Linked DNA regions of Homo sapiens: region 1 is linked to region 2. Evidence: chromatin contacts called from ENCODE Hi-C or POLR2A ChIA-PET data. All regions are on one chromosome and are shown on one strand. Each heading gives the region's core, a stretch centred on a gene start or an enhancer-like site at or near the end of the contact. The rest is flanking DNA. Distances are from core to core; before and after follow the strand shown.

Region 1 (5,123 bases), core at 961-3,460, 160 kb after region 2:
CGCTGTAATCCCAGCACCTTGGGAGGCCAAGGCGGGAGGATCACTTGAGCCTAGGAGTTTGAGACCAGCCTGGGCAACATAGTGAGACTCCGTCTCTACAAAAGAATCTTAAAAATTAGCCGGGTGTGGTGTCACCCGTCTGCAGTCCCAGCTACTCAAGAGGCTGAGGTGGGAGGATCGATGAGCCCAGCTGAGATCATGCCACTGTACTCCAGCCTGTACAACAGAGTAACAGAGTGAGACCCTGTCTCTAAAACAAGAAAAAAAAAGTTTTTCTTTCAAAATGAAATGGTTGGCTGCACACGGTGGCTCACGCGTGTAATCCCAGCACTTTGGGAGGCTGAGGCAGACGGATCGCGAGGTCAGGAGTTCAAGACCAGCTTGGCCAACATGGTGAAACCCCGTCTCTACTAAAAGTACAAAAATTAGCTAGGCGTGGTGGCGGGTGCCTGTAATCCCAGCTACTCGGGAGGCTGAGGCAGAGAATCGTTTGAACGCAGGAGACCGAGGTCGCAGTGAGCCAAGATCGTGCCATTGCACTCCAGCCTGGGCGACAGGGAGAGACGTCTCAAAAAAAAAAAAAAAAAAAAGATGGCTGTTGCAGCTGTGTCCCAGTTCTACTAATGACAACATGACAAGCGGTCAACATTCAGCTTGCTAATGTCCAGACATGCAGAGACCAGCAATTCTGGAATCATCACAACCCCTCTGCCAACAGCCACCTCAGCCACAAGGGCCTGGTGAAGGGACAACTAAAGAAAACCTGAGCCTCAGTGTGCCTGACCTCCTGTCTTCCAGAACGCGCCCCCAAAAAGAAATGGTGATGGAGTGCTGAGTCCCAGGTGAGGTGAGACCGTGGGCTCAGGAGGCCGGGGCTGCCCCGAGGATCTGCGGCACCTGTGCCAACGCCTCCAGGAGACGCTCCCTGAAGCTCTGCCTGGCAGCTAGCTGCCCAGAGCATTTAGGAAAAACCCATTCTTAAACTGGGGACTGCCTGCAAGGTGACCTGCTGACAGGAAACTTATGTATTATCCAGCAGTTTTGTTTAAGGAGCAGAGAGAGAAACTTTTAGTATTTTTTAACCAAGTAAGATGAAATAAAGACCTTGCCTGGTAGAAAAATTATAAACTACACTGCTTAGCAACTCTTCTACTGACCAACCTCTTAATTCATGCTTTTAAGAAAATTTTTTATAAATCAGTATTATAAAATTTAATGCTTAAAATAAGTCTATGATATAAAAATAAAAAGATAAATTATTTGCAACTAGCACCATATTTATTTTTATATCTCTTACACACATATACTCTAGTATAATCACCGCGACTGGCAAACATTCTTGAGCTTTTCTGAGCATGCCAATTAAACTGGATCTGTGTCACCAGATTCAAATTAAATCAGCAATATTTACTCTTTTTAAATGTACTCATCCACCATGACATTTAGGTAAATACCAAACACCTGATACCTCTCTACACTTTCATGTAACAGTAGCTACTTTTTCCCCTAAAAATTTGCTCCAATAACATTCCTGTGTTTGCCACTGTTTGGGGCGGGGAAAGGGCTGCTGGGGCTGAGGGCAGGCCCAGCGGAAGCACACAGTGAGATGACTGAGTGAAGATGGAGGAAAAGAGAGCAAAGGCTTCTCCCAAAGAAGGAAGGGAGACCGTGTACACCCCAGAAGCTGGGAGACCCAGGGGGCCGAAGCAATCACAGGCCACCGACATTTTGAGACCAGGGTAACTACAAAATGGTGCTAACTCTGTCAACCAACACGCGTTCAGTGAGCAACAAATGGTTGTGAGACCTTGTGCTGGGTGCCATAGCAGGGAAAGGGGAAATGGGTGCAGAGCGGGGGAGGGAAAAGCCAGAATGACTGAGTCACGAGGAACCGATAACACCCACCAAGTTAATAAAACCCAGGGCCCCAGAGAGATCTGGCCCGAATCGATGGTTGTACTGTTGTCGGCCCAAGGTGGCAACCATCATGGGCAGCACAGGCACAAATTCCAGGACCAAAGAGGAAAGCGTCACCTCAAATTACTAGAAGGGTGAGAGGAGTAAGAGGAGAGGGTCTAGAAACCCAAGAAGGACTTCCCAAAATGAGGAGGTGGCCACGTCGAGAGGTTCAACTCCAGAAGCAAGCGCTGACCGCAGGGCTGAGCAGCCTAGAGCCACCGCAGCGCTGCCAGGCACAGGCCTCGCTCAGGGCGGGTCAGAGACACACGGGGCCACAGCAAACCATTGTGATGAATGGCAGCCTGCAAGGAGGGGACTGCCAAGTGCCTTCTGGCAGAGGCGGGAGTCACGGGAGAGGATGGAGCATGATGGACGGAGCAGATCTGAAGCAGGAAGCAGGTCAACTGGCCAGGAAGGGCCTGGGCTCTGAGTGCAGGGGAGGGGAAGACAACAGGGCGGGTGAGGACAGAAACTCAAGATGGCCAGAGAGGAAAAGCGTGGGCTCCCCAGCAGGCCTGGCCTGCCTTAGGCAGGCAGGAGGGAGACCAATGGCAGAGCACGCGGCTGTAGAGGTGGGGTCAGAGGCATGGAATGGCCACCAAGAAGACTGACACGGAACTAAGAAAAAGGAGCTGATCAAAGCCTGCTGGGCAGTGGTCCACTTCATTTCTAATCGTGAGGATCCTCTAGGTGGGAATCTAAAGACCTATTCTGTATGTGAGCAGGGTCCAAACGTGTTAATTCCTTTTGTGTATGGAGCAGAACTGCAATCAATGCTGAAACTCTCCCGATGCTTTTTATTTGCCTTTACAGTAAACAGGACCCGCCAACATTCTCGAGGGTGCACTCTCAGGAACAGTGTCCAGCAAGCAAGTGGTCGCTGAGGCGGGGAGCAGCAGGCGCCAGGGAGGAGACTGAGACCTCCTCAAAAGAGAGTGCTCGCTCTGTCCGGGGGGCAGGGAGGCCCAGGGCTGTGGGGTGGCTGCAGCTTTTCCCCAGCTGGCTTCACAGTCACTTTCTGCTCACCCCAAGCCCCATTTGTATGGCTTTTCAAGCTCCATACTTACCTCTGCTCTTTTCAGCATCTCCCACTTGTTGAGGATTTTCATTGCATAAATTCGTTCAGTATTCTTCATTTTGACAACAGCAACCTGCAGTGCAAATGTGAGTTGAACAAAGATGCGGTTCTTGAACAAAAGGCTAGCACGCTGGAGCTAAACTGTAGTGAAATCCTAACAGCCCAGGAGCCTGTGAAACCAGCAGTGACCGAAAGCCAAGTTTCCCACCTAGCATGTGCCAGTTCCTGCATCAAGAACCTTTTCTTCACAGAGAAAGGGACCGGCCACGTGGGCTCCGGAGTTTCACTCCTGCAAATTCACCCCTTTATGGCTCGGGTTCCACCACTACAGGAGGTTAATGGCAGGACCGGACTCCTGAGACACCTATGAGGACCCATGAGCACTGACAGTTAATGTGCCCAGCACACTGTGGGGCACAGTCAGCACTCAGCGCGCGGCCACCAGCCACATTCTTTAAAGAACAATTCAAGTGCCACCTCCTTCAGGAAGTCCTCTTGGACTTTCCAGTTTCTACCAAATCTTGAATAAGCTCTGCCATCACTACCAACACCCGTCAAGATGTCTGCACCATTGTCTGGTGCATTCCACCCTACGTAAGTCACTCACACACGGGCCCAAGTCTCCAACTCAGCACTTCCTGTAAGCTACTCACTGGCAGTGACAGCGGCTTCCATACCTTCTGGCTGCCAATGGCAAGCAGCCAGCATGTCCCCGTGCCTGCAGCAGCCATGGCCTGAAGAGGTCTTAAATGGCAGTATCATCTACCTGCCTGTTTCTAACATCAAATACCACACAGTCACATCGTAGAGTCACTGTGAGAGCTGCCATTCACCAGGCACATTCTGCGTGCCAGAGACGGTGTTGAGCCGCGCATCCGCACCCCCACTTCACCCTCACAGCGACCCCAGCTGCGGGGGATTTCTAAAATCCATCTTGTACAGATATGGACTCTGAGGCTCCAAGGGAACAAGACCAAGGAGGGAATCCAAGAAGCAAAGGCCGCATGGAAAGGACAGGCTCCCTTCAATCAGAGGAGCTCAAAAAGCGATCAATGTTATCTTCTTTGAAACTCACACAAAACTGAGTTTTGCATTAAGTTTTTGGCAAAAAAGAGTACTAAAAATAACCGTAAACCATTCTGTTAAAACAATTTTCTCTCTCATTCCTTCATTTCCCTTGGTCGTCTCTCTGCCCTGGTGTGCCTCTCCCTCCCTCCTAAATGCATTCTGGAAAGTCCTGCCATGGCTGAAGGGCTCTGTGTGGCCTGGGCCCTGCTCACCTCCAAAGCCCCCATGCCTGGCACAGCTCAATGCTTGGTAGCAGACAGACAGGCAATCACTTAATGCAATCTGTTTTTACTTTTAAAAGGCTTTCTCAACTAGGTACAGTGGCTCATGCCTATAATCCCAGCACTCTTGAAGGTGGAGGCAGGACAATCACTTGTGCCCAGGAGTTTGAGACTAGCCTGGGCAACATAGCAAGATCCCTGTCTCTACTAAAAAGAAAAAAAGAAAACAACTAGCCAGGTACAGTGGTGCATGCCTGTGGTCCCAGCTACTTGGGAGGCTGGGGCGGGAGGGTTGCTTGAGCCCAGGAGTTCAAGATCAGTCTGGGCAACATAGTGACACCCCATTTCTACAAATAATAAAAAAAATTAGCCGGGCGTGGTGGCACATGCCTGTAGTCACAACTACTCAGGAGGCTGAGGAAGAAGGGTCACCTGAGCCTGGGTGGTGGAGGCTGCAGTGAGCTGTGATCATGCCAGCACACTCCAGCCTGGGCGACAGAGCAAGACCCTATCTCAAACAAAATAAACAAACTCTCTGTCCCATCCTGGCCTGTGGTAAATTGACTTTGGCTGGTGAGGCCTGGATCCAGGGTCTGTACTGAGATAAACTGGGAGCTCCGGGCACGATGGGACGAGCCTTGCAGGGGCTGCTCTCCTCCCCTATCCCTCTGGTGAGACTCACTCATGGGGATGGTGCTGCGAGAGGGGGGCTATTTCCCTAAAGTACTGATTTGCCTTCTTTCACGTCTGCACACTGGAAAATGCACGCCCTGCACAGCAAAGGCCATCTCGCTTTG
Region 2 (4,983 bases), core at 1,144-3,643:
GGGATTACAACATGAGCCACTGCGCCTGGCCTTGAAATTTCATTTTTAAAAGCTCTAAAAATTTTCCAGGTGAGAATTGACCAACTATTATTATTTTCTGGGTAAGGGACTCCACTACAGTAATTAAAGAAGGATAAGGTTGGCGTTGCTTTGCTCCTTTTTTTATTGAAGTCCTTCCTTCCTGATCAAGCTTCCATATATCTCCTTAAAACATATGACACACAGGTATGCCACTAAAAAACTTAATTTGTGTAGATTTCTTTCTTCAGCTGTTACTTTTTCATCTTGCATAAAAATCAAGTAATTAAATTTTAAAACATCCTGAACATATTCATTTTTGGCTTTAGCAATTTCATTCTTCAGCAGATGTATTTGACTTTCTATATACATGGCACTTTGGTTTGGTTTGTGTCTGACCTTATTTTTATTTTTCATTTTTTTTCAAACCAGTATTAAACTGAAAATAATAGACGTCATACCTCATGGCCCAGGAATGAGTGAATAAGTTGGAAAACCAAGAGTAGTGGCCTGCATCTCTTTGTCCAAGGCCTACTTTCCAAAATCTCTCGGCCCTACCCTTCCCTAGAAGGTTCCCCACTGCAAGGAAGGCACAGGCAGCCTGGGGGTGTGACCTGCCTCATGGAGTATTGCATTTTTTGATACAAGAACTATTTGCTCCTTAACATCTTTCTCTAGGAGTTTGAAAGAAAAGAAATTACTCTGTGTTTCAGTCTCTAACTTGTGATTGAGTGGCTGAGGTGGGAGGATCTCTTGAGCCCAAGAGTTCGATACCAGCCTGGGCAACACAGTGAAACTCTGTCTAAAAAAATAAAATAATTAACTGGGGGTGGTGGTGTGTGCCTGTAGTCCCAGCTACATGGGAGGCTGAGGCAGGCGGATCACTTGAGCCCAGGAGTTCCAGGCTGCAGTGAGCTAGGATCATGCCACTGCTGCCCAGGCTGGCCATAGACCAAGACCCTGTCCCTTTAAAACATAATAATAATCTTTCATATGTTAGAATGTTAAAAATAAGTATAAGAAGTTTGAAATGTTTGCATCCAAAGTGAGATTTAATACATAGCTATTTTTGATAAATTGAAAAGTGTCAAGAAAACTGCTGTTTAAATTTCATTTATAATCATGATCTCATAATAGTACCATTCAATTTTCTCCAATAGTCTCTGGTATTTTTAGTTTGTTTGAAGCAGCGTCCAAATAATTGCAGTTAACTGATAGGTCTGTTAAGTCTCTTAATCAATAGAATACTTTTCCCCATCCCTTTTTTCCTTGCATTTTATTTGTTGGAAAATCCAGGCTGATTGTTCAGTAGTCAGAAGTTCCCTCATTCTGGCCTTTGCTGTTTCCACTGGACATGTTCTTCTGCCTGTGGGTGGATATAGAGGCTCGATCGCTTTCTGGCTCAGCCTTTCAGCACAGGTACTTCAGAGGTGCGTGATGCCCTCACCAGGAGGCACACATCTGCACTGATGTGAGATCCAGTGTTGTTGTTGTTGTTTTTTCCTTTTGTCTTTTTTATTTAAAAATCATGGGGTCTTGCTATGTTGCCCAGGCTGGTTTTGAACTCCTGGCCTCAAGCAGTCCTCCCACCTCCGCCTCCCAAAGTATGCTGCAAGCTTAAGCCATGGCGCCTGGCAGATCTAGTGTTTTTTGAAATCTCATGTTTTATTCTAACAATTGATCGAAACATTATAATCTGCTTCTCAATATGGCCATGTTTTATGCTTTTCACGTCTTCAAATACAGTTGACACTCCAGGAAGATGAACCTTATCACATTTGCAACTTCTGCCCCTTATACAGCCCCGGGGCTCCAGCCCCATGTGGCAGGCGTGACCTAGGGGAAGCCTCCATCTGGAGAAGTGCTGCCTGCACTTGGTTGCATATCGAGTGGACTGAGCCCTTGGCTCCTCTCGCTGCTTCCTGTCCAGATGGCAGGACTCTGGTCGTGGGCCAAAAGAGGCACAGTGTCTTTGCATATAATAAGGATTGAATGAATACTTTTTAAAAATCCTAACTCTTATGAACCAAGGGATACTGACAATGCTGGGCCCCAAATAACTATTGTTTTCTCAAAGGCTTTAAGACCATGTGTTATACTGTGATTTAATCAGGTTCTTTCCTAGGAGTCTGCCTGAGTCACTTGGTCTGTGTGTCTCTCCCTCCCTGTCCTAAGGGGGCTTTTCATGTGTGACTGTGTTCTGCCTGCCTGTCTGGTAAGAATCCAGCCTCCTGTTACTTGCCCAGGATGCTGACTGTGGGCCCTCTCCCGCAGTGGAACATTTGGCATCAGGTACCAGGAACAGAGTCAGTATGCTGAAATGTTTGCATGAATGTGGATTTTCAGAAAGCTTTCTTATCAGCAGGGCACACCTGTCTGTTCGTGATCTTTGCCCTTCTCCCTTTATTGGCATCACTTGGACGATACCTTTAATTGCCCTGCTGGGCTTGATGTTGAGCTGCTTTTCTCCATGTGTGTCGTGTTTTGTGCTTTCTTGCGGCAGGAGCCTTTTGCTTTGTTTATCTGATGCTTCCCTTTTTTGGTTTTCCCCGGGCTTTCCAGCTCTTGGAGCACCCTTTTGTCAGCAGATGTACTTTTGTTTCCAGTTTTTAAATTCTAATTACAGTGTAACTCAACTAAAATCATGGAACTGGGGAACATAAAACAAATCATTAGGGTAATGGAGGCATAGAAGAAAGTGAAAGGAATCCAGTCCACCTCTTTGCTGTACTAGGTATGGATATGCCTCAGCTGTGAGTGAGGGCCTTCCTGAGTAGCTGACTACAAACTAAACTTTTATGAAAGAATTTTCTTAAATAATTAGAGATGCCTTTCATTTAGCTAAAAACAAGACCTCAAAATACAGTAAATTCATGTCTAAGACTGTAGCAAACAGTAAGTAAAGTAATAGAGTAAAAATTCTGCTTAAAGAAGACTGCAGAATAAGAATTGCAGGCCGAGCGTGCTGGCTCACACCTGTAATCCCAGCACTTTGGGAGGCCGAGATGGGTGAATCACTTGAGGTCAGGAGTTCAATACCAGCCTGGCCAACATGGTGAAACCCTGTCTCTACTAAAAATACAAATAGTTGGGCATGGTGGCACACACCTGTAATCCCAGCTACTCAGGAGGCTGAGGCAGGAGAATCGTTTGAACCTGGGAGGCGTAGGATTGAACCAAGATTGCGCCACTGCACTCCAGCCTGGGCGATAGAGTGAGACTCCGTCTAAAAAAAAAAAAAAAAAAAAAAAAGTTACAGCGCTCAGAGTGCCAGATGCTGCGCTCCTGGTAGTTTCTGGTCTTGGCCCTTCCTTAGCTCAAAGTGCACTGGCATAGGTGCCATTTTTTAGTCACACAATTCCCTTCATTGTAATTTTCTTAGCACTGTCTTTGCTTAGTGGATCTGTTGTTGCCATTCAGCAGTACATTTCTCTCTGTGTGGAAGCAAACATCTTCTCAAACCTGATGCTCAGTGAGGATAGGCAGTGGGCTATTAAATAGGCAGTGGCCTCAGATTCCCAGCATGTGTATGATTGCCGTGCTAACCAGAGGCGCATGTGTCCAGCATCTGGGCATTGGAACCTGCAAGCTGCTCCCCCAAATCAGGATGCCAAACATTAATTGGCAAGTTACTAAAAGTTGCCTCAAATACCATCTTTAATGCATTTAACTGAATTTGCATAATTTTTCTTTATCAGCACAATAATTATTATAAATATTGTAGAATTGCCATTAACTTATAATTGTCATATCTAAATTTTAGGATAAAAATAGAACTTAACTATTTTTATACCCATATATAAGCAAGTGAAGTAAAGGTATTTATGTTTAAATCAAGAAATCTAATCAAAGGTTTTTACAATCCTTCCAAATATGCAATCTCACTTATTTCTTGCCACTTCTGGTGATAGGTCTGTGTGTGGAAGACACGGGATTCCTGCCTGTCCACAGCTCAGTGTGAACGGACCAGATATGGTCACAGATTAGAATTTACCATCACAGGGCCGGGCGCAGTGGCTCAGGCCTGTAATCCCAGCACTTTGGGAGGCCGAGGTGGGCGGATCACGAGGTCAGGAGATTGAGACCATCCTGGCCAAGATGGTGAAAGCCCGTCTCTACTAAAAATACAGAAAATTAGCCAGGCCTGGTGGCGGGCACCTGTAGTCCCAGCTACTCAGGAGGCTGAGGCAGGAGAATGGTGTGAACCCTGGAGGCGGAGCTTGCAGTGAGCCGAGATGGCGCCACTGCACTCCAGCCTGGGCGACAGAGCAAGACTCTGCCTCAAAAAAAAAGAAATTATCATCACAGGCCTCGTGGGTGGTTCGTGTAAGAGGCTGAGGCAGGAGGATTGCTTGAGCCCAGGAGTTCGAGACCAGTCTGGGCCACATTGGCGAGACCTACCTGGGCAACATGGCGAGACCCTGTCTCTACAAAAAATAGAAAAGTTAGCGGGGTGTGGTGGTGCATGCCTGTAGTCCCAGCTGGTTGGGAGGCTGAGGCAGGAGGATCGCTTCAGCCTGGGAGTTCAAGGCTGCCGTGAGCCATGTTTGCACCACTGCACTCCAGCCTGGGTGACGGCAAGAAAAGAAAGAAAATAAAAGAAATAACCTCAAAAGAAAAAAAAGAAAAGAAATTACCTCAAAAGAAAATAAATTACCCTTACAGACATTTTATTTTTATTTTATTTTTTTTACAGACAAGGTCTCTCTCTTGCTCAGGCTAGACTCAACCTCCTGGGCTCAAGTGATCCTCCTGCCTCAGCCTTCTGAGCAGGCACTACAGGCACACGCTGCCATGCCCGACAACCACCACAGATAATTTAGAAAAAATTAGCCTTTTAGTTTTAGGAGCTTTCTTTTACAGTGATATTTAGTTTGGGGCCTTTGAACTTGGTCTTTGCTTTTGGAGCTGTACTTGTAGGTGTTGTTGTTCCAGCCTGGGAACGAGACATGACCGACTCCAGTG

What was found. Hi-C counts contacts between places; a loop is a spot of excess contacts on that map. ChIA-PET counts read pairs that join two places held with the same protein, here RNA polymerase II (POLR2A).
Region 1: a map of CD8-positive, alpha-beta T cell shows a loop between it and region 2 (5-fold over the local background). The contact joins two enhancer-like sites. A Hi-C loop is called at or near these places in 1 of 168 maps with a recorded cell type or tissue (CD8-positive, alpha-beta T cell). POLR2A ChIA-PET finds 5 or more read pairs at or near these places in 3 of 52 experiments (H1, MCF 10A and activated CD4-positive, alpha-beta T cell).

What each region holds. Positions count from the first base shown.
Region 1 is chr14:103,005,446-103,010,568 of GRCh38, forward strand. CDC42BPB (CDC42 binding protein kinase beta) reads right to left here. Exons shown (of 37, transcript NM_006035.4): 3 at 3,027-3,110. Among named protein-coding and RNA genes, the nearest start is that of CDC42BPB, 50 kb to the right of the region's middle. RefSeq lists a silencer at 3,527-3,821 and an enhancer at 3,527-3,821. Within about 2 kb of position 2,211, at least 5 of the 41 ENCODE cell types and tissues checked have a DNase peak (open chromatin) inside an H3K27ac peak, as active enhancers do.
Region 2 is chr14:102,847,443-102,852,425 of GRCh38, forward strand. All of the region lies in intron 2 of TRAF3 (TNF receptor associated factor 3), which reads left to right. Among named protein-coding and RNA genes, the nearest start is that of TRAF3, 72 kb to the left of the region's middle. Within about 2 kb of position 2,394, at least 15 of the 41 ENCODE cell types and tissues checked have a DNase peak (open chromatin) inside an H3K27ac peak, as active enhancers do.